3 separate regions of the Mus musculus genome follow, and all the other regions are linked to region 1. Evidence: chromatin loops called from intact Hi-C (ENCODE). Cell type or tissue: heart. All regions are shown on one strand.

What was found. Peaks named below come from ENCODE experiments on the same cell type or tissue, not always from the same donor. Only the 100,000 strongest peaks of a DNase experiment are listed, where the experiment ranks them.
Region 2: a loop joins it to region 1, with 2.0 times the contacts of the local background. A loop is called at or near these places in 5 of 42 quality-filtered maps.
Region 3: a loop joins it to region 1, with 2.2 times the contacts of the local background. A loop is called at or near these places in 4 of 42 quality-filtered maps.

Annotation. Positions count from the first base shown.
Region 1 is chr1:90,491,742-90,499,741 of GRCm38, reverse strand. The region is part of intron 1 of Gm28722 (a long non-coding RNA gene); the gene reads left to right. Among named protein-coding and RNA genes, the nearest start is that of Gm28722, 8.2 kb to the left of the region's middle. In heart, CTCF peaks have their summits at 2,046 and 4,473; DNase peaks (open chromatin) are centred at 1,971, 4,401 and 6,081.
Region 2 is chr1:90,419,992-90,427,991 of GRCm38, reverse strand. All of the region lies in intron 3 of Gm34992 (a long non-coding RNA gene), which reads right to left. Among named protein-coding and RNA genes, the nearest start is that of Gm28722, 80 kb to the left of the region's middle. In heart, no CTCF peak of the experiment used is centred here; a DNase peak (open chromatin) is centred at 3,741; H3K27ac peaks cover 2,340 bases.
Region 3 is chr1:90,407,995-90,415,994 of GRCm38, reverse strand. The region is part of intron 3 of Gm34992 (a long non-coding RNA gene); the gene reads right to left. Among named protein-coding and RNA genes, the nearest start is that of Gm34992, 74 kb to the right of the region's middle. In heart, no CTCF peak of the experiment used is centred here; a DNase peak (open chromatin) is centred at 3,204; H3K27ac peaks cover 3,549 bases.

The sequences.
Region 1 (8,000 bases):
ACTTCCATGGGGCTGAGTCCAACATGGTGGGGAGCATAGCAGCAAGAGGCAAACACAGCAGCAAGAGCAGGAAGCTGGGAGCTCACATCATGAGCCTTAAGCAAGAAGCAGTGAATTGGAAGTGTCCAGAGTTGTTTAGCTCTCAAATCCACCTCTGGTGACATACTTTCTTCAACAAAGACCTACTTCCTAAACCTCCCCAGACAGCACTGCCAGCTAAGGATCGGGTGTTCAAATACAGGACCATATGGGGTACATCCTCATTCAAAGCACCACAAGCAGTACGGGTTGAACCATACTCTCTTCCTCTTTTAGGTATTTTGAAAGTTTTCTTTAATCCCTGTTATAATTGACTTTGTTCTGTTGTGGTTATTGTTATTATTGCTGTTGTTATTATTGTGTGTGTGTGTGTGTGTGTGTGTGTGTATGTGTGTGCGTGCAAGCACACACATGCTCAAGGGCAGGTATACATGAGCCACAGTGTACATCTAGGGGGCAAAGGACATTCCATAGGAGACAGTTCCATCTTTCTATCATGTGGCTTCCAGGGACTAAATTCAGGTGATCAAACTCATGCTACCTATGTGTCTTGCTGACCCGGAAGCCCTCCTACCAAGGAGAAAAGTTCATCTATAACTTTTAGTTAAAGCTGATAATGCAGATGATTTTCTTACAATCGGAATGTCTGCTTATTTTAACACAGGCCCCTTCATAATTCTTCAAAAGAAGTATGTTTGCTGCAATATTTGGGAACTGTACTTAAAAATGATTGCTTATTTAAAATTTGAATTCAGCTGAGCACCCTAGCTTTGATCTGCCATACTCCACATTGTCCCTGTATGGTACTGGCTGCAGGCTTTCGAGGCAGGGATTAGCACTGATTCTTGATCTTCAAATGAGGATACTCTTGCCCAAGAAGTTCACAGGGCTTTGTGCCATGGTGCTATGCTCCTGCTGAGTCTTTTCCTGCATTCTTGGGGGTGATCCCCAAGGTGTGGTAATCTGTTTCTGCTCCAGTGTTAGGGTGTGTTAGGGAAGCCACAACAGAGCACCACAGATGAAGCAGTTTAAACACTAATCATGCATATTCTCAAGGGTTCAGAGGTTGGATGACAGAGATCAGGTGCTGATTCTCCTGTCTCCTGGGCATGTCGGTGGCTGCCATGCTTGTGTCTTCATAACATATTATGATGTGAATTTGTGTCCCAATTTCTGCTTCTGAAAAGGTCGTCAGCTCAGGAACTTTGGGAAGGTCATGAAACACTCGCCCCTCCAGAAGGGGAAGGCTAATTAGCATTTCTCAGACCAAAGGGCTGGGACCGACCTGACCTGTGGGTGGGGACACATTCCACAGGACTGACCATTGCTCACCTTCAGACAAGGAAAGTCCTTGTCACCTCATTCCCTAAAGACCAATCAGTTTAAAGGGTGCACTGTTCCACCAATCATATTGTGCCTAGTTGTTCTCTGTTCTGCCCTTAGAAACCATATAAAAACTGAGCTGGTGCTTGGGGTCGCCGCCTCTCCTTCGGGTCTGGGACGACCCCAGTGCACTGGAACAATAAATTCCTCTTGTTTTTTGCATCGATCCTGTCTTCATGTGGTTCACTCAGGGAGTCTCCAGTAAGCTAAGGCTCCCCAGAGTCTTACAATTCCAGTTGAGCTTACCACATGGCCTAATTTAACCTCCATTACTCCTCTAAACCGTGTCCCCAGTCTAACTAGAGGCAGAGTGAGTTAGGACTTCCCTGAGGCAATCTGGTGGCACATGGGGTGGCCTGTGGCAATTCCCTGTTTCAGTTTCTGTTTCCTCAGGCATCCACCTCACCTTGTTCTCTGTCTGGACTGAGTGTCTGAGGTCCTGAGAACATCCCTTCTTCCAGGATTGGCACCTCCCCCAAGACCTTGGTAGGTCTTAGGACAGCCTGACTCCCTGTGGCCTCCTTCCCAGGGCACAGCTCCAGTTCTGGGTGGAGTTTCCTTGGCAGGGCTCTGGTCACTCTGGACAAATTCTCCAACATTGGTCAACACCCTTCTGGACTTCCAAAATGGATCATTGCCTGGAAACTTCTGTATGCTGCCTCACCCCACCAGGGCTGCCTGATGCAGGCAGCTGTCTGAATCACTCTTGAGACAGTCTATGTTTTTTGAGCCCTGGGCCATGGATGTCAAACCACCTTCCTAGGACTTGCCCAGTATACAGGCAGCCCAGCTCATAACATCTGACGTCTCAGGCCTCCGGATGCTCAGGGCCACCCAGTCTTCTTGACAATTGGCTTTTCTGACTTGGGTTTTACTTATAATCTATTTTGTCTAGACCTTAGTGCATCTAATGACTTGCAATGTGATTTTGATTCATTGTGATTGGCTTCTAGAATCTTCAAATGATTATGGGGACATCATACCATTCACCTAATCTCCTTGCACACTTTTCTTCTTAATGATGTAAAAACACATAAAATTCACCAGCCTGTGATGTATAATATAAGGTTCTCTTAGGATTTTAGTTGCTATAAAGAGACACTGTAATCACTGCATTTAAATGGGGGCTGGCTTACAGTTCAGAGGTTTACTCCATTAGTCCACTGTCGTTGTGGCAGGAAGCACAGTGGCACACAGGCAGACATGGTACTGGAGAGGTAGCTGAGAGTTCTATATTTGGATCTGCAGAGAGCAGGAAGAGAGAGTGACACTGGGGTCTGGCTTGAGCTTCTGAGGCCTCAAAGCTCACCCACAGTGACATACTTCCTCCAACAAGGCCACACCTTCTAGAAGTGCCACTCCCTATGAACCTATGGGGTCCTTTTTCATTCAGACTACCACAGAAGTTATAATTTCCCCTAGTCACCGTTATCACTGAACACCTGAAAGAAGATAGTTCAGAGGTCAAAGCCTTCCATACACCAAAAACAAAAATCAGAATGCAAAACCCAAAACTCTCATCAGTGATTTTTTTTTTTTTTTGGTCAATCATACACTGAAATGATGACAGTTTGGCTTGTTATATGGCATTAAATCAACCATGTGATTAAACCCACTTTGTCTAATTATATTTCCTGTTATTAAATGTGGCTCTGGGCATGTCACGTTGCACATGGGGCTGTCTGTGCTGTGTGCAATCTCCTTCTCTTCCACACTGTGCCCTATATTCGACGTGTCCCTCAGACGCCTATCCAACAATCTAACAAACCCATGAACGTCACTCTTAAAACACATTTTAATAACTGCGAGACAAGACCACAACGGTCGTCTGTGGTACACTTGTGTCTCAGATTGTCTTTTAGAAGTTCAAGCCAATTGTTCTGGATACTTTTCAAAATTATTTATTTTTTTGCCAAGTTCATAAAAACCCTTTTGGCGAATCCTTCTGCACAGCTATACATATTTTCTCCCCTCAACATGACTGCCTCGAGAATGCGGACCTTTTAATTTACTTTCCGCAGTTTTTGAAAATCATTCTTCATAGATAATGCACTGATGCACTGCTATAGGCCCCTGAACTTAGATGCTGTTGGTTTTGACGTCTTCATCTTTTGAGGTTAAACGGTCTGCCGCTAAGCACTGGTGACTGTTGCTGTCTGGGAGGGGTGCTTTGCTGCCCAGCCTACCATGTGCTGATCATTTCACTCTGTTTTCTCTGTCATTGTGAATTGAAGATGGTGACTTCCCAGTCTTAATAAATAATTATGGTGGTAGTGGGCATTACTCCCAAAAATAATTTGCTGTTATTGCTCTTAGGAATTTTTACCCCATTAAACTTGGCAATGCTCCTTCTCCTTGGCTCAGGTCGCCTTCAAGGACACCATTAGCGAGGCATTTTCCCTTCCCAAGTAAAATAAGCAGTCTGGAAGGCAGAATTTCCTCCTGGCTTTCTACAACCCATTCACTATAAAAATAAAACAAAACCATTAGTTTTTCGTTTAGAGACATATTTTCATAGGGTGACATGCCAGACTACAGACAGTCCATGATGCTTTGTAAAATTGTCAGTGGACTGTGCATAGATAGGTTCTGCGTTCCCTGCCCAGAGTCCAAGTTCAAGGGAAAGTGTGGGCTTGGCTTGCTGTCAGGGATAGATCTACAGTTAGGGTTAGGGTTGGAGAAACCTTATTTTAATGTTCTAATGCATTGAACATCCATTTTAAAACTAAAATCTCCGTAAACGTTTTTAAGTTACGGAAATCCTCAGTTAAGAGCTATCTTATGTTTTACATCAGTAGACAAACAAAGAGGCGATTGGCATTCATCTCGGAGGAAATGGCAAGCTCGGAATTTTTATGGAGCATCCAACTGAGGGACTGAGCCAGCAGATAACTGTAGCTCTCACGCAGAGATGGGAATGGAGCTGAGTTGCCATCAGCCAAGACTTCACCGCTCTGAGTCTTCCGAACAGAGGACAGAGCAAGGGCAGAGCACACTGGGAGTTCTGATTCCTGGTCCTGGAGAGACACTCTTAGGTTGTTTTAAGAACCGGGTCAGACAAAAGCGGGAACCAACTGTAGGGTTTCTGGCTTAGTATTGGTTTTCTGGAGTGTGAGATCCATTTCCATGCCAAAATGTGTGCTTAGCACATCTTGTTACAGACACCAAACCCTCCGAACAGGAGAGAGAATTTTTAGACAAACTTTTTCTTAAGGAGATGTCCCTGGAACATCTCATCCAATAAAGTGGTGGGTATTCCTCTACCTGCAATAATTGTCCCCAGGAATTCCTATGGTAGAAAGGATATCTCAGTTGGTCCAGATTCCAAGAAAGCCTTTTGTTTTCTAGCCCTCTGAATTTGCTTTCCCTGCTTTAAGAGCAGTGCCCATCAGACTGGTAGAAAAGGATGGGGAGGGCAGAAAGCTTTCAAGGTCAAGGGCTTTCTGTTTGTGGTATTTGTTGTGATCATTGTGTGGCTCCAGAAAGACCACACCAGGCCAAACAGTTCCACGTGAGGTTTATTGAGAGAGAAGAGGGCAAAGTGGCAGCAGAAAGAGAAGGGGGAGGAGGGAGAAGAGTAAGAGGAGGAGGAGGAGGAGGAGGAGGAGGGGAGAGAGAGAGAGGAGAGAGAGAGAGAGAGAGAGAGATCAGAGGGGCCTTCCTTTATATATGGATGGTGACATAGCCACAGGTAAAGGTGGGAGGTGAGTCAAGTGGTTTCTGGGACTATGGTGACTATTGCCTTGGCAACAGGTATGCGGGTCAAGCTGTCGCCTATGTGATGTCATAGGTTTCGGAGATCCTGATACCAACAGCGTTCCCACTACATCTTTAGGGAAGCAAACACTGAAGATGCCCCCAAATCAGTGGCTCAGTGGGGTTACAAAAAAGCAGGGCTAGGATCCTGGCCAGAGATACCATTCACCCATAGTAGCCTCAAGGCTCAGTCCACAGCTACCTCGACAGCTGAATGTGTTCTTTGAGTAGTCTTGTTTGGAGTGAGACTATCCAAGGAGTCTTGGCTACTTCCAGGCACTTGTGATTCTTCCTCAAGATAAGTAGTCTCAGGCACACTTGAAAACTATGGATTAGACACACATTTCTTGGTTTAAAGGGGGAAACTTCAAACTCTGCTTGTCACAGTGCAAGAGATGGGCTTTCTGTGGTGTGTGTTCAGATGGCGGTGGTACCTGATCAAGCTTAGCTTTGTCCACGGTTCCAGCATAAAGATTACCAGTCCCACAACACATTCTCTGCACCGGGTCCATCTTGGGTGGAGCAGATGGTCTGTTTCCCTTGCTCCATTTTTTTCTCTCCCATTTTGGGTGGTAGAGGGAGTGTGGGAAGACCCTTCTTCTCAACCTCCTCCAGGCCACCAGCTGCAGACCAGGAGCCATTCCCAGAAGTCTGTATTTCCTCACCCATTAAGAGTCGAGCAGCAGTGATCTTTAGAGCAAACGGCCTTCCAAGGCCCAGGGTGGGAACAGTGCTAATTCGCTGTGTCTTCCGCTAAACCCTCTTTAAACAAGTGCAGCCTTCAGCTGATCCAAAAGCAGATAAGAGAGGGATCCCGGTTCCCCTTTGAAACTGGTAACGAATCCAAACAAGCATTCTTGGATGGATGCTTCTGCTCTGGTTTGTATTAGAGAGGCAATTAAAGCGTTTACACAATGGGGCCCCCAAGCTGGATCCTTTACCACATGAAAGGGAGGAAAAGCCTCCCAAAAGGAGGTGGCCCTGTGCGCACTCCTTGCCTATTTTTCCCAGACCTTGGAAAGGGCCAGGGCTTTTCAAAGAGGTCACTAGGAGGGAAGAGGATCAGAGGCAGGCCAAGCTGGGAAGGTCCTGTCCCAATGCAAACAGCATCTTTCCTTTGCCAGCCTCTTGTGGCTCCAATCTGCCCTTGACAGAGCAGGAGCAGGAGCAGGAAGAATGGGGAAGAGTCTGAAGTGGACAGGGACAGCCCAGCTCCCTCCCAAGGTCTCTGCCTCTCTTGAGACCAGGTGTCACTGCCCATTCTGAGCTTCTGGGCTGGGCCTGCACATTCTAGCCATGTTTAAATGCAGCTTTCTCTGTGGAATGGGAACAGTACACAGCCACTGGCTGGAGTCATGCAGACAGTGAGCTCCTGCTTGCTACCCCTGCTCTAAGATTATGAACTCTGTGTTGGCATTCTTTCTATGCTCTACCCAATAGTCACCTGGCAACAGCCAGGTAGGCTTGGCTTGCTATAAAAGGGACTGTTGGGTCTCTCTCTCTCATTCTCTCTCTCTCTCTCTCTCTCTCTCTCTCTCTCTCTCTTTCTCTCTCAGTCTTTGTCCCTTTTCTCTCTCTGAACCCCATCTCCTTCTCTGAACCCCTTCCCCCTTCCCTTCTCTCTCTCTCTCTCTCTTCTAGCCACCCTCCTCTCTTCTCTTCTCTTTCTCTGCCTCTCCTCCTTTCTCAAGTCCCCTTCCCATGCCCCCTAATAAATTCTACTCTATACTAGAACTTCAACCTCATATGGCTGGTACCTCGGTGGGGCGGGGGATGCCTCAGCATGGGCTTGCTGAGGTACCCCCTCCCACTGTATGTACCATGCTCTACAAAACATATACTTGGCTTTATAAAATACATCACCTTGAAGCCTGTCTCATGTCATTGAGACACTAAGTGTCTGGAGAGGGAATTACAGAGGGCCAGGAAGTCCTCACGTTCCATGTCTCCACCCTGAGACCCCATGAGGGCGCTAAGACAATAGAGGGGACCCAGTTTGGTTTTTTATAAAAGCAGTCTTAGAGGGTTCTGGAAGAAAGAAAAGGGCCTACTGTGGGTGACCTCATCAAGCTTCAAGTTCAGACCGTAAAAAGGCTCAAGTCAGGTGGCCCAGCTTTCTTGTCCCTTAACACTCTTGGAATCATGTCAGACAGCAGGACCACCGCCTCCCTGTGGTCTTTATTCTTCTTGTGATAGCTAAATATTAATCTTAGTTTTTGCTTTATCACTGAGTGCTCTCAGTGTCCATCTTAAGAACTTGCTGCTTTCTTCCTTGTTTCCCCATTAGCATTTAAACTAGAGTGAACCCAATAGGCTTCTGTAAGTCACATGATTTTCTTCTCCAGGATAGCCGACTCACTTAGCAGCCTGTTGCTGTGGTATGGTACTGATACTATATTTTATAAATACTTATGAATGTTTGCTTTAAACAGATTTTCAAGGCACGTGGCACAGCTTAACATGTGTTTTAAATTAATGGTATCACTTAAATCCATCAGAATATAGTTTTAGATGTCCTCCCTTATATTCTAGTATATGGTCGTATCAATTTATTAAACTAAATGTTATTTGACATTTAGAGTGCTCTGGGTTCAATATACAGAACTGTGATAAAACGTTGGGTAGTGTGTGTGTTGTGTGAGTGCAAGCAAGTGTGCATATTGTGCCCGTTGCACAGACAGAGGCCACAGGAGGCTGTCTATCCTAATCTATCCTGATCTATCCTGATCTATCACCCACTTCCTCATTCTCTCACTGTCGTAGCTGTGCTGGCTGGCCAGAGAAACCCAGGACTCCATCTGGCTCTTACACAGATGATGTTG
Region 2 (8,000 bases), 72 kb after region 1:
CCCCAGCAGGATGAAACTATGAAAGAAATGCTTCTTCTCCTCAGGTATTTGGTCATGGGAAGAGACATCAACATGACATGGAACCCTATTGGGCTTGAATAGCAGACAGAGCTACCTGGCAGCTTTATGAAGAGAGATGAAGTAGGTGAGACGAGAAACCAATGAGAGGCAGAGTTGTAAAGATGAGAACAGACAACAATCTAGGGAGTTCAAGGAGCCATTAATGGAACCTGTGGGTTTTCCTCCGTTTCCCTCTGCCCCCAGAATGGTTAGGCATATGGAAGTCATTCGGGGACTTTTTAAAATGAATCTGACTTTGGTGATCCAACGCTCATCCAGGCCCCTCCCCGTCTTATGCAGTGGCCTGGATGGATGAAGGAAGGTCCCGGTTCTGAAAGCACATCAGCACAGAACCCATCGGGAGCAGCTGGCCCAGCCTTCGGACACACCTTATTAACGGCAACCATTTATCACACTTCTGTCTGCCAGATTTTGTGCTAAGCCCTGGGGCATTTTACATTTTCTCAACATTCCTTCATGCTAGGCACCTTCTTGATTCGTGTTTCACAAATTAGAACAGGGGTCCACGAACTACTCTTCGCAGGCCAAAGCCCACTGTCACTTGTCTGTGTAAATATTTGGGGAGCTCAGAGATGCTCATGTGTGTGTGCACACTGTCTCTGGCTGCCTCCAGGGACAGGGACTGAGTGAGTGGTCACTGGGACTAGAGATGCTAGACCCTGATTCTGAGCAAATGGGCAGGCTGAGCCATGTGGAACCAGCAAGCTGGGTGTACCCTAGATCTGGCCTGCCTTTAGGCTCGCCTGCTATTATGCTGAATGGGACCTTGAGGTGGTCCTTCTCTGCTTTCCTTTCAGCACAGAGGGGATAGCTTAGGGAAGCTGCAATGTGAGGTCTTTAGAAGTGCCCAGCTTGGTTTGAGGGCTAGCAAGAGAGGATGGAACTTTGTTCCCAGGAACGTGGCTGGAGGCCCTAGGGAACAGCTAATTACGGACTTGGGATTGTGTGTGCTTGACTTGTGTCATCTATGCAAAAAAAAAAAAAAAAAAAAAAAAAGAAAAAAAAAGAAAAAGAAAAAAAGAAAGAAACTGGCTCTCTTGCTTCTCCAGTTTAAACTCTTAGGACCTCACAAGGAGGAAAGCCCAGCCAGAGAGAGAACAAAAGGGATTGAGGGAGAGGGAGGGCAGACAGATATTCTGCCTGATACGTGGGTGCTACTCAGTCTGTCTGTCTGTCTGTCTGTCTGTCAGAAACCTGTCCCCATGGTCTCCAGCTGGCCTACAAGTCTGCAGAGTTGAATTCCTGTGCTCTGGGGGCTGCATTTGGTTTCTCTTCTTTCCCGGTGGGCATTTTCCAGTATGGATAAAACCCCATTCTCTCAGCGAGGCTCTTTAAAAACCTACGTTTTTTTTTAAGCTGGAGGTGGTGACATACAACTTCAATGCCAGCACTCGGGAGGTAGAGGCAAGCAAAGGTCTGAGTTTGAGACCAGCCTGGTCTACACAGCAAGCTCTGGGCCAGCCTGGTCTACACAGCAAGCTCTGGGCCAGCCAAGACTACATAGTGAGATCCAGTCTCAATAAAAAGCAACAAATATTCTATCTTGTGGTTGGAACCAGCAGGCCTAAATGCAGACAGACCAAAGTGCAGAGCAGACAGGAGGAGGTGCTCGGAGAAGATGAAGCCATGGCTCACCCTGAGCTCTGACCCTCAGGGAGATGCTGACTGGACAAAGGCTTTGGAAATGTGTGCAGAAGGCCGAGCCATTGTAGCTCCCAACAAAACCTACCTTTTGGGCAGATCTGACTTTAAGAACCTAGTGGCTGAAATCTACCCTCAGAGCCCTAACCCCATCTCTTATCCTCCCTGAGGCTTGATCTGTCTATCACATGGACCTCAGGGTAGTCAAGAATCAAGAAAACAAAATTGTCAGTCTGGGTCCTGCTCCGGGGAGGATGTTAAACTCGGGCTGTTCCTACCCCACCCTGGGGGACCAGAGCAGTGTGTAGATGCCTGGGTGCGTCCCTCTCTGGTCCTGTCCTTCCTCTTCCTTTAGCCTGAGGGTTCTGATCTCCAGAGGTCCTGGTCCATCCTAGGGAAGGGAAAGAGGTCACTTGAAATGTCAGCTGCACTTCAGGAGTGTGACAGAGTGCAACCTAGACACGGAGGGTTGGGGGATGGGATAGAGATGAGACTCATGGACCTGACATGACACGACCCACCTCAGTTTCTTGGGAGTTTATGACAGTCCACATGGGTAGTTTGCATGTGAAATATTCACCACGAGGGCTGCTGTTCCAAGAGGTTATGGAACTATATTTGGAGGCTCACACACACTTGTAACGCCAGCTTTAAGAGATCTAAAGCCCCATTTTAACCTTCATGGGTGTTGGCTTACAGGTGATTCCACTAGGCTCCTCCCAGGGACCTAGCAATGGCTTACATCATCATCTGCTGCCACTACCTGCCACTGACAGGTATGGGCACCATAGAAAATGATAGCTCACCACCCCAGCTAGCTCTCTGTATTCCCACACGTTCCAGGCAGGAGGTCTCTGTCTCTCTCTGTCTCTGTCTCTGTCTCTGTATCTCTCTCTGTCTCTCTGTCTCTGTCTCTCCCCGCCCCCCCTCATGGCTCTACTCCCCATCTGTCCACCTCTGCCTCTTTTCCAGGCCCTCACTCCTCTCCCTTCCACCAAAGAAACCCTCTTTATACCAGATCTGCTGCACATAGCATGGTTTCTCAGGAAGATACCTTGGCATGGGCCTGCTAGGCACCTCCTCATTATAATGCATAACAATGGTCACCAGCGCGCGCGCGCACACACACACACACACACACACACACACACACACACACACATACTCGCATATGCACACACATACACACCACATAATACACCCCCCCACACGCATGAAAATAATAGATCTTTTTTTAAAAAATAGGATCATTGATATAGTTTAGCTATTAAAGTGCTTGCTGCCAAGCCTGACCACCTGAGTTCAGTCCCCATAACCTATATCTGCATCTGCACACACATCTCTGGGAATGTGTGCATGTGCACATATAATCAATCAGTCAATTCATCAATGAAAAGAATGTTAACTAAAAATGACTATGCAATCTCAAGAGCATGGCGCTCATGTCTGCTCCTCTCCATCGGGAGCCTGGGGATGGGAACTAGTTAAGTCTCATGAGACCTGAGGTACTCTTTTCCGCGCAATGTTTCCATGACCTCACTCCCTTGCACTAGGCTCCACCTCTTAAAGGTCCCACCTCAAGCCAAAAACCTCCGGGGGAGACAAACCAGACAGAAGAAATAATAAACAGAGCTTACACAGTAGCCTGAGGGCTCAATTATCTACTCACTGGTGGTATGTGCAAGGCACCTGCTGCCCCAGTCACTGTGGCCCCTTTCCTTTCAAACACAGCAGAAGGTGTGGCTACTGTGGATGCCACAGAAGAGAATGGGGAGGCCACCAACTGGGAGCAATGGGGCCACTTCCAAAGGGCCACGCCTACATTCAGGGTTAAGGGTCTGGGTAGCCAGCTAAGAAGTCACAAGGAAACATAGATTCCCAAACACAGATGATTCCCATGGAAAAGAAGGGAGAGGCTGGAGCCTCTGCGCACGCTTGGCTGCTGGCTCCTCCCAGACTGTGCCCCGGCTGATTTTCCTGCTCCATTACCTCCTTTGACCTTCTCCCAGAGACTTTGGCAGCCCTGCTTGGTGGCTCTTAAGTGCAACCTTCCGTGACCTCTGTGTCACTTGAGATGTCACCATGGAGATTGCAGGACCTCCCTGGAGTTGACCTTTCCAATTCTTTCTCTGGTTTCCAGACCAGGGGCACCACCCCCAACACACATCCTCCTTCTACGGGATGTGGCCCGTAAGACGATGCGACTCTGGGGATGGGTGTCTCGGGGTGAGTTGTCTTGCTGACACGGTGAAAGTGACATCCTGACTCACGTATTGTCAGCTCCAGCAGACTTCAAGTTTAATTCCATGTAACTGAGGCTGGGGCAGACAACTGAAAACAGACAAATAGCAAGGCTGTTTCTTTCCTAAGTTTCTGTCAGCAAGTCCTCCCCAGGCCTGGTTGCTATTGTCATTTGCTTAGGCATTGACAGTATATCATAAATATGTATACATATCATATACATATATACATATAACACACAGGTGTACACACACAAACACATATTTTATTTTGTCTTCTAGAGAAATATTTCTCTGAATTCACCCTCAGTTGTTCGGCATAGTCATGGGCCCTGACGGTGGCATTTGCCTTATAAAAGCAGTGTCATTCAGCCAAGTGACAGTGACTGGGATGAGAACCAGGGAATACACACTTCTATTGATCCCTCGCCCTCTGACTTCTGAGTGCTCCTTCTACCCTATCCCTGCAAAAGCCCTCCTTCTACCTTGGGTCACGCTGTGTGTCGTTCATGCTTTTATTTTCTATTTTTGGATGCATTGCTATCTTGAGGGTCTTGTAGGGCAGAAGCTGCCCCTCCCAGGATTAGTTCAGTCCTAGAGACCGAGGACCTTGCAGATGTGCTCAGCATGTCCCGAAATGCACTCAAAATGGATCCCGAGTCTACCACCTAGCCACCACCTTCATCTACATCTTAGACACCACGACAGTATTGTCGTCCCCTCAAGCACCTCACAGAAGCAGAAGCAGAAGGAGTACACCAATTCCTTCTGGTGGCCCATTTTTTCTGTTTGCTTCCCCAATGAGTTATGTGACCCTGTGTGATGTGGCTGTCCTCTTACTCTTAGGAGGCGTAACAGACTGTTCACCCAAGAAAGAGTCTGTGTCATCTCCCTACCCCTGAAACATTCAATGTCTGACATGTTTCCCAGTTCAAGCCTGGTCCACTCCCAACACCAAGTAGGGGGAGGTGTAGAGATGTTTCAGAGCCTCTGCTGCAGCCCATTGTAGGGGGCTAGGTCAACAGCCATTGAGTTGTGAGAAGTGACCAAGGCAAGCCATTCCCAGCCATGCCAGGTGGTCAGCCCTGAGAAGCAGCTGTGACAAACCCTGGTGCTCCCCTGTCTCCAGTGTTGACTTCTCTTTCCTGCTAGTTCCTCACTGTCCCTTCCAGATGGAATAAAGCCACCTATCTGAGGCTCACAGCCATGGATTGTGTGTGCCTACTACCAGGGACATTTATGTGGCCCAAACACACAATTTCCAGGTCTTGCTTGCTTCCATGTGCCTGGACTGGACCTGCATTTCACACGCCGGTTGGTCTCAGCATGTTTTAAGGGTAAGACATGCACTTGGAAGTCCCCTTGCCAGACTGATTTCGGGGGTGGTGACAGGTGTCACCTCACCAGTATTAGTTCCCTATTATCTGCACTTCTGGTTGCTGCATCCTTCTCCGCTGCAGGGTGGGATCCAGGGATGGCTGTCCAGCTGCATTTCCATCCATCCAGTGCCCCAGCACAATATGCATGGCTTGTGGTACCAGAGCTGGCCTTTAGCAAACACTGTTTCTTAAGTCCTTCCTCTCCACGTCTGTGGCATTCTGCAGCCCTCAGAGGTCAGGCACAATGTGAGCTAGTTGTCTTCTTCCACACCCAGCCTCTCATTCTGCACATCTCTGTGCGAGCATCCTACCACTGAGGAAAGTCTATGAGAGGAAAGAAAACCTGTCCTGGCAGCTCTGTAGAAGACCAATGTGGAGAGCCTCTGCTCCTGATTGGATACTGTGAACTTCTGGCCAATCAACAACCGCCGCAGACTTGTGCCTACTTGGAGCCCTGTACATTTGTAATAAGCATGTGTCTGCTGCTGGGCCCAGAGCCAGGCCTATCTATGCTGAGCTGGGGGGTAGACTGCCTTGGGGAGGAAACATACACTCACTGGAAGACTGTTCTGCTCCACAATGGCGGGCTGGCACTACAGTGTGATGGTTCTTCTAAAGCAGGGATGAGAAGAGGTGTGGTGACCCTGCAGTGAAGTCCACCCTTGGGAAGTCCGTGACTGGGAGCAGTATCCAGCACAGGTATGTATTCTTACTGAGTGAGCACAGGGCCCACAGAGTCAGCCTACAGGAATCCAGGCTACCCAGATGTACTGGCTGGTTTTGTGTGTCAACTTGACACACGCTAGAGTTATCACAGAGAAAGGAGCCTCTCTTGTAGGGCCTGAAGAAGATCAGGTCCCAGAGACCTAGCATCTCCAAATGTCAAATCTCAAAACTGCTTTGGGTAATGAACCACCTGCATAACACCCAAGCTCACATTCCACATCTGTGTTTCTCCCTGCCATTTCCCTCTGTTCCACTCTCCCATCCTCCCCAGTCTCTTGATCCCAGAATACCTCCTTGCATTTCATTCAGAAAGTAACTGTACTGGCTGGTTTTGTGTGTCAACTTGACACAAGCTGGGGTTATCGCAGAGAAGGGACCCTCAATTGAGGAAATGCCTCCATGAGATTCAGCTGTAAGGCATTTTCTCAATTAGTGATGGATGAGGGAGGGCCCATTGTGGGTGGTGCCATCCCTGGGTTGGTAGTCCTGGGTTCTATAAGAAAGCAAGCTGAGCAAGCCAGGGGAAGCAAGCCAGTAAGCAGCACCCCTCCGTGGCCTCTGTGTCAGCTCCTGCCTCCAGGTTCCTGCCATGTGAGTTCCTATCCTGACTTCCTTTGGTGATGAACAGCAGTGTGGAAGTGTAAGCTGAATAAACCCTTTCCTCCCCACCTTGCTTCTTGGTCCTGATGTTTGTGCAGGAACACAAACCCTGACTAAGTCACCAGGTAAGTCAGACTCTCAGGTGCCGGGAGAGACTTCCAGGGCAAGTGTGACTCAGGTGTTCCTCAAGCTCAAATTAAATCTAAACAGGCCATCCTGACTTCAGCAGCAGCCCTGGAAGAGAGCCGTGCAGGTTCCAGCCACTGACCTCCCCAAGAGGTCAGATGCAAACGCCCAAGCTCAGAGGAAGGGAAGCAGGGCAGGAAGCCAGTCAGGGAATAGGACTCAGGTAAGTGCAGGTCTGGCACAAGAGAGACGGGACTAGGACAAACTGTCTGGAACAACAGGAAAGTCAGTCACCCTCACAGGCTACAGTCAGGCTTCGTGCTCAGGCCTGATGTGTGTCGATGAATAGGAAAGAAAGGGAACTCCTGGGGTCGCTGAGAAGATGTGGACAAAGCCTCGGAAGGAGAAATACTGGGCAGACCTTCCCTCTGGGTGTGACTGCTGTGATTCTGGCCTGTACTCTGGCTTTTGGGGACACAGAGTCTCACCCTGCCGTCTGCCTTGTCCCCTTTAGACCTTTCTCCCGCTCATCACTATAGCATGAAAATATTTTCAACAGGAAAACAATTGCATAGTGTCATTTGTGGTGTGGCCTCAGCCCCTATTTCCTCTGATATCAAAGGGCAAATAAATGAGATAAAAGTTCAGGAAAGCAGAGGCTAGGAGTCCCTGATGCTCCCTGGTGCTCCACACTGGTGCTCCATACCAGCATTGGCTTTACTCTTAAGTCTCTGCTGCCTCTTGCCACCCACAGCTCATGTTCCAAAATTGCTATGGTTTGGATAAGCAGCTGCAAAAGGCCGCATTTAAAGACGTGGCCCCCAGTCTGACTTTGTTGAGAAATGATAGAGACTTTAAAGTATGTCCTACTGGGAAGAAGTTAGGCCACTGGGGAAGAGTCCTTGAAGAGGTATTGGGACCCCAGCCCCCCATTTCCAGTGTCCCATGTCCCCTCCTCCCCCAACCTGTCCCCCACTCTCTCACATTCTGAGCCGGGCATGGTGGTGCACGCCTTTAATCCCAGCACTTGGGAGGCAGAGGCAGGCAGATTTCTGAGTTCAAGGCCAGCCTGGTCTACAGAGTGAGTTCCAGGACAGCCAGGGCTACACAGAGAAACCCTGTCTTGAAAAACCAAAAAAAAAAAAAAAAAAAAAAAAAAACCACCACCACCACCAACAACAAAACACTGTCTTTCACATTCTGGTTG
Region 3 (8,000 bases), 84 kb after region 1:
CAAACACTGGGCTGTGTTCTACTCCCTACAGACGTATCACTCCCCTGTTTGACCACAACTTGTTCATCACAGACACAGTGGCCAGGATTTGTGTACTTGTTAATAGGCTGAATAACGCTTTAAAACTCACAACCCAGTGGTGGGTTTTGCCTTTGGAGGATCTCAAGCAGCCCACATGAGGGAAAGAGCTCTATTCATGACTGTGGTGGGACTCTAGCCTACAAACCTTCCCCCCATCCCCGCCTTTTCTTTTCAAATACAAAGCTAGGCAATGTCTTCACCTCCCTACCTAGCTTGCCTGGGTCACTGAAAGGTCAGGCCCGGGTCCTGACCACTGTAGTGTGACCTGTTACTTTGGGAAGCAGCTGTCTAGTCAACTTAGCTTCAGGTTTCTTAAGCAGCCAGTTGTCTTAAGTATGTAATGGCTGCTGGCTTTCTTACTTCCCTTCATCTTCATCTCCCCCTGACCCTCATCTTGAAGTCAGCTTGGGTGAGATTTGCCCAAGATTCCCTGTTGTGTCAGGGACCACCAAGGACAGTGGCCCTGCATCTTTGAGTGGAGCTCTTAGCAAACTTTTCCTCTGGTGACTTCACATATAACTTAGATTTAATGGGAAAATAAGACCAACTTACAGGGTTGCTGGAGAGAACCATTAAAAGTTACACTGTACTTTAGAATGTTAGCATACATAAAGTCTTTCTGCGGCCCAGTTCCAGATGTCCACAAGGGCTTCTTACTAACCAGATAAGCTCATAGGTGATGGCCAGAGAGATACCAGACACCTACAGTTATCTCAGGACAGGGAGGCACTGCTATGCCTCAGATTACACTTGTGTGGATGTCATGGACTGCTGTGCCTCACTACCACCCTACGAAGAGTCATGAAGTCCTCCCTTTCTGTCTCCAAAATCCAGGTGCCTTTCAAGCCCTCAGGCTCTCTCTGGGCTTCCTCTAGCTTTTGTCTCTCCACCCCCACACACCTCAATCACACTCCTAGCATCTCCCTCTGTGACCTACTAAGTCACCACCTGGTCCACAGATTGAGCAGCTGAGTTCCCTGCCGGGAAGGACATGGCACAGGCCTTCTACCTGAGGCTGAGCAGACAGAGAGGCCTCAGGCCACCCAGGGAATTATCCAGAAGTCAAAGAATGGCCCATGGAGTATCGGCATTGACTAGCTGAGTGGCAACCAGGGAACTGATACCCAGAGAAGGTCAGAGAGATAATAGCAGAGTGCATGCCGGGGTCATCATGGGCACTGCCAATGGAGACTAGAATAGGAATGAGTTTATTCCCAAGACCTCAGGATGCTCAGGGCAGAGGCTGAGGTCTACAGCAAGCATGCTGGAGAAAGACTCGGTGTGAGATGTGTAAAGGGTGCCACTTACTACCCTGTATCTATGCCCCTCTTTCTAGGGCACAGGGTAATAATATCTATTTCAGATTAACTCTCAGCAGGTTCCCTGTTTAATTATCCTTCACAGTGGCTGCTTCCATGCTGAGACAAGACAACACAGCTAAGGAGACTGAGAGTGGGAGAGAGGAGGGCACAAGGACAATGGGCAACTCCTATTAGACATTAGTTCAAATCCTATCCTTTGCTCAGTGTGCATTGTGTTGATGCCCATCTTGGTGCTGGGCAAGTGCAGAGGAGTGTGGATCAGGGATAGATGGCAAAGGATCAAACCCCAGCCAGGACAGTGGCAGAGGGGACACACAGATTATGTGTAAAGATAATGACAACCAAGGGTCAGTTTTTCTGAGTTCCTGCCCACAAGCTGGGTTGCTTTGGTCTCTGTGCCTCATTTTGATTCACAGGGAAGAAGCAATATTTTCAAAAGTATGCAACCAATGCTGGAAGAAGCCTGTTCTAACAGGACAGCTCCTGCTCTTCCCAGGCTGGAGTTCCCTAGCCATATAGCCAAGCCAGAATTTTCATGCTTGGACAGAGATGCTTATTGGAGGATCTAAGAAGGAACAGGCTGCCGTGCATCTAACTCATCAGACGACCCACAACTAAGAGGAAACCGAGGAAGAAGCACTTGGTACATCTTGGCTCTGAGAATGGTCCTTGTGATGTGTGAAACTTGTACCAGGCTTCCTCAGCTTCAGAGGGAACCAGGAGTCATTGGCTGATCCTCAGATCATCCAGAATTCAATCGAACATCCTTAATCTAAGCAACAATAACAACAAAAAACCCTGAAATGCTTTAAGCACAGTCATGATGTTCCATGAGTAGAAATTGCCGCAACTACCCTAGGGGGATGGGACAAAGCTAAGGAGCAGATTTACATAATAGAGAGGTTTGAATGAAAATGGACCCCATAGACTTATAGGGAGTGTCACTATTAGGTCTGGCCTTGATGGAGGAAGTGTGTCACTAGGAGGCGGATTTGGAGGTCTCAGATGCTCAAGCCAGGCCCATTGTCATTCTCTTTTCCTGCCGCCTGCCTATCCAGATGTAGAACTCTCAGCTCCCTCTCCAGCACGGTGTCTACCTGCATGCTGCCATGCTTCCCACCATGATATCAACAGACTAAATCTCTGAATCTGCAAACCAGCACCAACTAAATGTTTTTCTTTGTAAGACTTACTGTGGTCATGGTGCCTCTTCATGAAATAAAACTCTATCGAAGACACATATCATACTGAAGTAGCTTCAGGTAAATTGAAATATAAATGGCTTGTTTTTTCACCTGATCCCATCCCTAAGCTGTCTTCCTATCTATATGCAATTTTTAAAAACCTGAAAGCACTCTGGTCCTAAGCAGTCTAGATAAGAGCCCTCCAGCCTATGCTGTCTGTTATTTTCTGATATTTGGAATTCAGCAATCTCTTATTCCCATGACCTTTCTGTGGAGTGATGTGTATTTCCCAAGCAAGATAAGATGAGTGCCCTGCCCAAGAGTGGAACTCTGCAAAGGCATCGGTGTTTTCAGATGATGGAGTTTCCATGGTATTTGCAGCCAGAGCACCAGTAAGGACAACATCACTTCCTGAATAGGACTCTGGGAGAGTGCCGAGCTCCACCTTCAGCAGTTTCCTATAGTGCCCACAGGATGTACCGTGCAGCAGAGCTTATGACCTTTCTGCCCCTTGGGCTGTGAAGGGAAGCAGAGCTCCAGCTAATCTGTCCTTAATCAAATTCCTTGTAGATGAGAATGGGGCGGCAAGGTTGGCTGGGCCATGAGCTCAACGTTGGAAAGGAAATTAATGACTATACTTGATTGAGGTGCTGGCAGAGAGAGGCTTCTAATGAGGCTGCTACTCTGGGACCCCAGTGCCCTTGACATTGGGAGGGACTCACATCAAGCGCCGAGGGAAAAGGGAGTATTAGCTAGCCACTGGCTCGTGCATGCATGCTTGCACAGAGCAGCAGGTAGCTGTCAGGGCTCCTGCGCATTCATTGACAAAGAATCAGATCCCCCACCCTGCAGAATCCTGCTGTGTTCAGAGCAATAGCGATGGCTGTGGCCATTCTGAACCTTATTCTGCTTATTGTCCAAAGACAATGTCTGGCGACAGCATCACCCTTGGCCAGGCCTGTGCCACACACACACACTAAGACACAGCTCACCAGCATGTTCAGGCTTCCTGGAGTTTGAGAACAGCATTACAAACACAGAGGAGGAGCTGGGAAGCTCAATGGGTGAGGGCACTTGCTGCACAAATAGGAGGACCTTGGAACCCAAGTAAATAGCTAGGTGTGGCTGCACATACATATGTGACCCCAGAGCTGTGAGCAGCAGAGGGGCAGTGGGGTATACTGGCTGCCATCTTGGTTCCAGGTTTTGTGAGAGACCCTGTCTCAAAGGAATAAGGAAGAGAGTACAAAGCAGGACACCAACAATTCTCAGTCCTCCTCAGTGTCTGTGTTTCTGTGCACATGAACACAGGCACACACAGGTACATATAACCATAACCACACACACACACACACACACACACACACACACACACACACACACACACACACACACACACACAGAGAGAGAGAGAGAGAGAGAGAGAGAGAGAGAGAGAGAGAGAGAGAGACCACGATGACCTGGAGAGAGCCATGAGCTTCTGATCTCAGCTACTCCAAAGGCCTGAGGGAAGGGATCAGTTGTGCCCAGGAGTTCAAGTCCAGCCCAGGCAACCTAGTGAGACCCTCATCTCAAAAACCCAAAGCAAGCAAAGCCAGAAACACCTACGGGCACAAAAGAGGTGAGCCTACAAGTAGCAGCTGCCAACATGGCCATCCTCAGACCCTGGAGACACATGACCCTACTTGGGCCATTCATCGTATCTTCTCCTTTTTTCAATTTATATTTGGCACATGAGATTTTTCCTCCCAAGAATGTCTCAGTTCATTGGCATGGCCATTCTTAAACTTTTATTTTTACATGGCTCGTGTGAAATGGGTAGATATTTTTAGAAGTGTCCTCTGTTGCCACAAACGGAAGAAAGTGCTGGGCCTTAGAGGCCACTTCTGATCTTATTTTATTGCCCTCCATGTTGGTGAGAAAAATGCGCTTTGAGAAGTCCGGGGGCTCTGTGCCAGGCCTTCAGCCTGTCCATCACTGACCAAGAATGCAATACATCATTCCACTTGGACCCACAGACTCCCCTACCCATTCCTCAGCACCCCCAAAGTCAAGATCTCCAATCCTAATTCATGTTCCTCCTGTGACAAGTGAGCTCCCACCCCCAAGCTTTACTGGACAAGTGCAGGCTTCCTGTGTCACCTTTCTGCTAAGGACAACAGTACAGAAGGATCCTTGTACCTGTCCCAAATCGTAGGCCTGTGAGCTCTTTCCAAAGGCTGGTTCCTCCAGAGATGGCTGTGCCTGCCTCTGCCTTCTGCATACACGGGAGGCACAGGGTCCATTCTCATCCTCTTTTCCATGGTGACGGTGACTCCCAGCTCACCCAGGCTAGGGGAGATGAGTTACAGCGCCCTAAGGCTCCCTCCAAGGCTCCTCCAAATGCCGGGGAGTCCATGCGTTTCTGGAGGTGGTTCCTGAGCTTCTGCCCAAGCATCTTTGTCTAGCGTCTGCTACCAGCCCAGGAGCTGTCAGAGTCTTGGTGTTTCAAAGGCCCTAGAGGTTCTGAGGGCTTGGAAGAACAGGGTATTTGCACAAATAGTCTGTGTTCAACGGCTGGACAACAAAGCAATTTATAGCTTATGTCATGACATAGTCTCTAGGATCCAAGTTTGAGAAAAGTGTCTTGGGTAGTAGAGGAGTCTGGTGGTGTCTGCAGAAGAGTGCAGTGAAGACCCCGGAGCTCAGCCTGGGGTGGAACTAATGGGCCGCACAACTTTTATGCTTATCAGGAGGGCATGGGTTGTTGAAGACTGCAAGACGTGGTTCAAACCGTTTTCTTTTCCGCGTTTATTCATATACTCTGTATCATTCCTGAAAATTCTACAGTTGGGGCTATAGGGAGTAAAACATCCTGTTTATAAAGAGGTGCCATCTATAGAGGGGGAAGTCATGATGATGTACACATATGATATTATATACATATGATCATGTATACTTGATCATTAGGTTGCTGGACAGATACTTAATCCAGGAGGGAAGTCCCAAGCTTCCTGATGAGGGACTTCCATAGCCAATTATCAAGAAACAGGTATTGCCAGGTAGAAGAGGGGGTGAGGGCTACCTCAGGAAGTTCTGGAGATTCCCAAGTGAGGGACCATGAGACCAACTAATGGTTTGAGACACCTGGTACCTGTGTAGACAGGAAGGTGCTGATGTGATCAACTCAGACGACCCAAAGCTTTGTGGTCATCTTAGAGAGAAGAGGCTCCTGGTGCACAGGAGCCATCGGAAGTGATGGAGACCGGGCATTGGTCTCTGCAGGCTTGGGAGAGACCACTTATACCAGTCCTGCCAAGACTGCTCTGCTTTTATCTGCCACTTGAAGCCTTACCTCCTTTCTGCAGTTGGTTGTTTCTGGTTTTGCTTTGTCTTTTGTTTGCTTTGTTTTGTTTTGGGGATGGGGATCGAACCAGGTTGCACAGGCTAGCCTTGAACTCCTGAGCTCGTGTCTTCCGCACCATAGTCTTCCAGAGTAGATGGGACCACAAGCACATGCCTAGGTCAGCTCTTGCATATTTTTCTTGTGCATGCATACTTGCATGTGTGTATGCATATATGTGTACATATGTGTGTATATGCATGTACATATAAATGTATGTATGTTTTGGTATGTGTACATAGATTTGTGTATGTGTACATAGGTGTTTCTGAGCCCAAGTACACATGGAGGTCTGAAGAGAACAATGGGTATCCTTTCTGTTCTCTTCCTTACTCCGTGAGATAGGGTCTCTCTCACTGAAACTAGAGCCAAGATGGCAGCCAATAACCCCCTGCCCCTCACAGTCCTGTGGTCACATATGTGTGTGTGTGGCCACACCAGCTTTTACTTGGGTTCCAGGGTTCTCAGGCCTGTGCAGTAACTGCTCTCACCACTGAGCTATCCCCCCAGCTCTCCCTGAGTGTTTCTAGTAGCTGTTCTCAAACTCCAGGAAGTCTGAGCGCCCTGCTGAGCTGTGAGGCACAGGCCTGCCCATGGGTGACATCCATCGTCTTTGGAGGACTTCTAGAGCCACTATCCCAGGACATGGGGACAGGAAGGGGAAATTTCTTTTGTAGATAATTTTGGAACAATGACATTTAGGAAAATAATTTGTTTAGATGACTTCATACCACACATCAAAATATGCCTAGATGGCTTAAAGAAGGACTTTTTAAATTATCTATCTCCGTAAGAAAACAAAACCCCAGCATCCGGATAATCCTTCTACATTCAAAAAATAAAATAAATGATTAAGGGGAAAAAAGTGCTCATATTTTGTCCAGATAATCATTTTAAGTGCTGATGCCATTAAAAAATAACATGGTTTCATAGCAATTTTTTTTCCAAATACTTTGTTAGGGAGTTCATTGCACAGCAAAATGGCATGTTCTTCCAACCCGAAGGGCTGTGGGTCATGAGCCAGGAATTCACAAAGGAAACTCAATTAGTAAACAGACACTTGGGCAGATTTCCTGCAACATTGGGGATGGGATAAATAAAATTAAAATAATTACATACCATTTTGACCTATCAAGTTAACAAAGTTTAAAAAAATAAACAGCACCGCCAGAGAAGGTATAGGAACACGGTCTCTTAGGCAACCAGCGGTCGGCTCTTCATCGGGCGCTCTGCAGCCATCTGTGCAGACAGGCTGAGTTAGCTAACTTCTGGGAAGCCCGAGGTATTACAAACAAACCCCGTAAGAGCTCCAGAGACAAAGCTTTTCAGCACAATGTGTAATTAATAACAACGACAAACTGGAAATATTGTAAGCAATCCTCGGGGAGAAAGGATGCTTAAGGAAACACGTGGCTCTCCATTCTAGACGAGTCTATGACCATGATGAAGAAAGCATAGCTCGGTACTGAATGGATGGCATGGGCCAGACCGTAGTGCAAACATTGACAAGGAATACCAGCAGGAAGCGCAGGGGGATGTCTGGGGTGGGGTGGGGTGGGAAGAGGTTTCCCTCCCAGTCTCTGCTTGCTTACACCTGGCACGGAGCTTTAAGATGTCCAAGAGTTCTCAGATTCTAACGGTGTCAAGTCTTACTAAGGCTCTCCGTAAATGAGGAATCTAGCCCATGTGATCTGGTCTACAGTTTGAACCTACAGTTTTACTAGCATTCCAGGGCTTGGGTCTGCAATCTTTGCTGACACCAACTGGCTTTCCTACCTCCCCACTCAGCTCTGAGGCTATCACCTACCTGGTAGATTTCCCCCCATCCAAGGGAAGGGCAGAGTTCTTCAGCTTTGGCACTAACTACCTGGACTTAGTATCCCATTCCACACACTGAAGGTCAAGGTCCCCTCAGGGGAACCATTTCTGTGGATATGCTACCTACAAATATCTCCAGGCTGACTTCATCTTCTCACTCTGCTGCATATCTGAATCTTAGTCTCTAATTGCATATGCTAATTTTATTTGAAG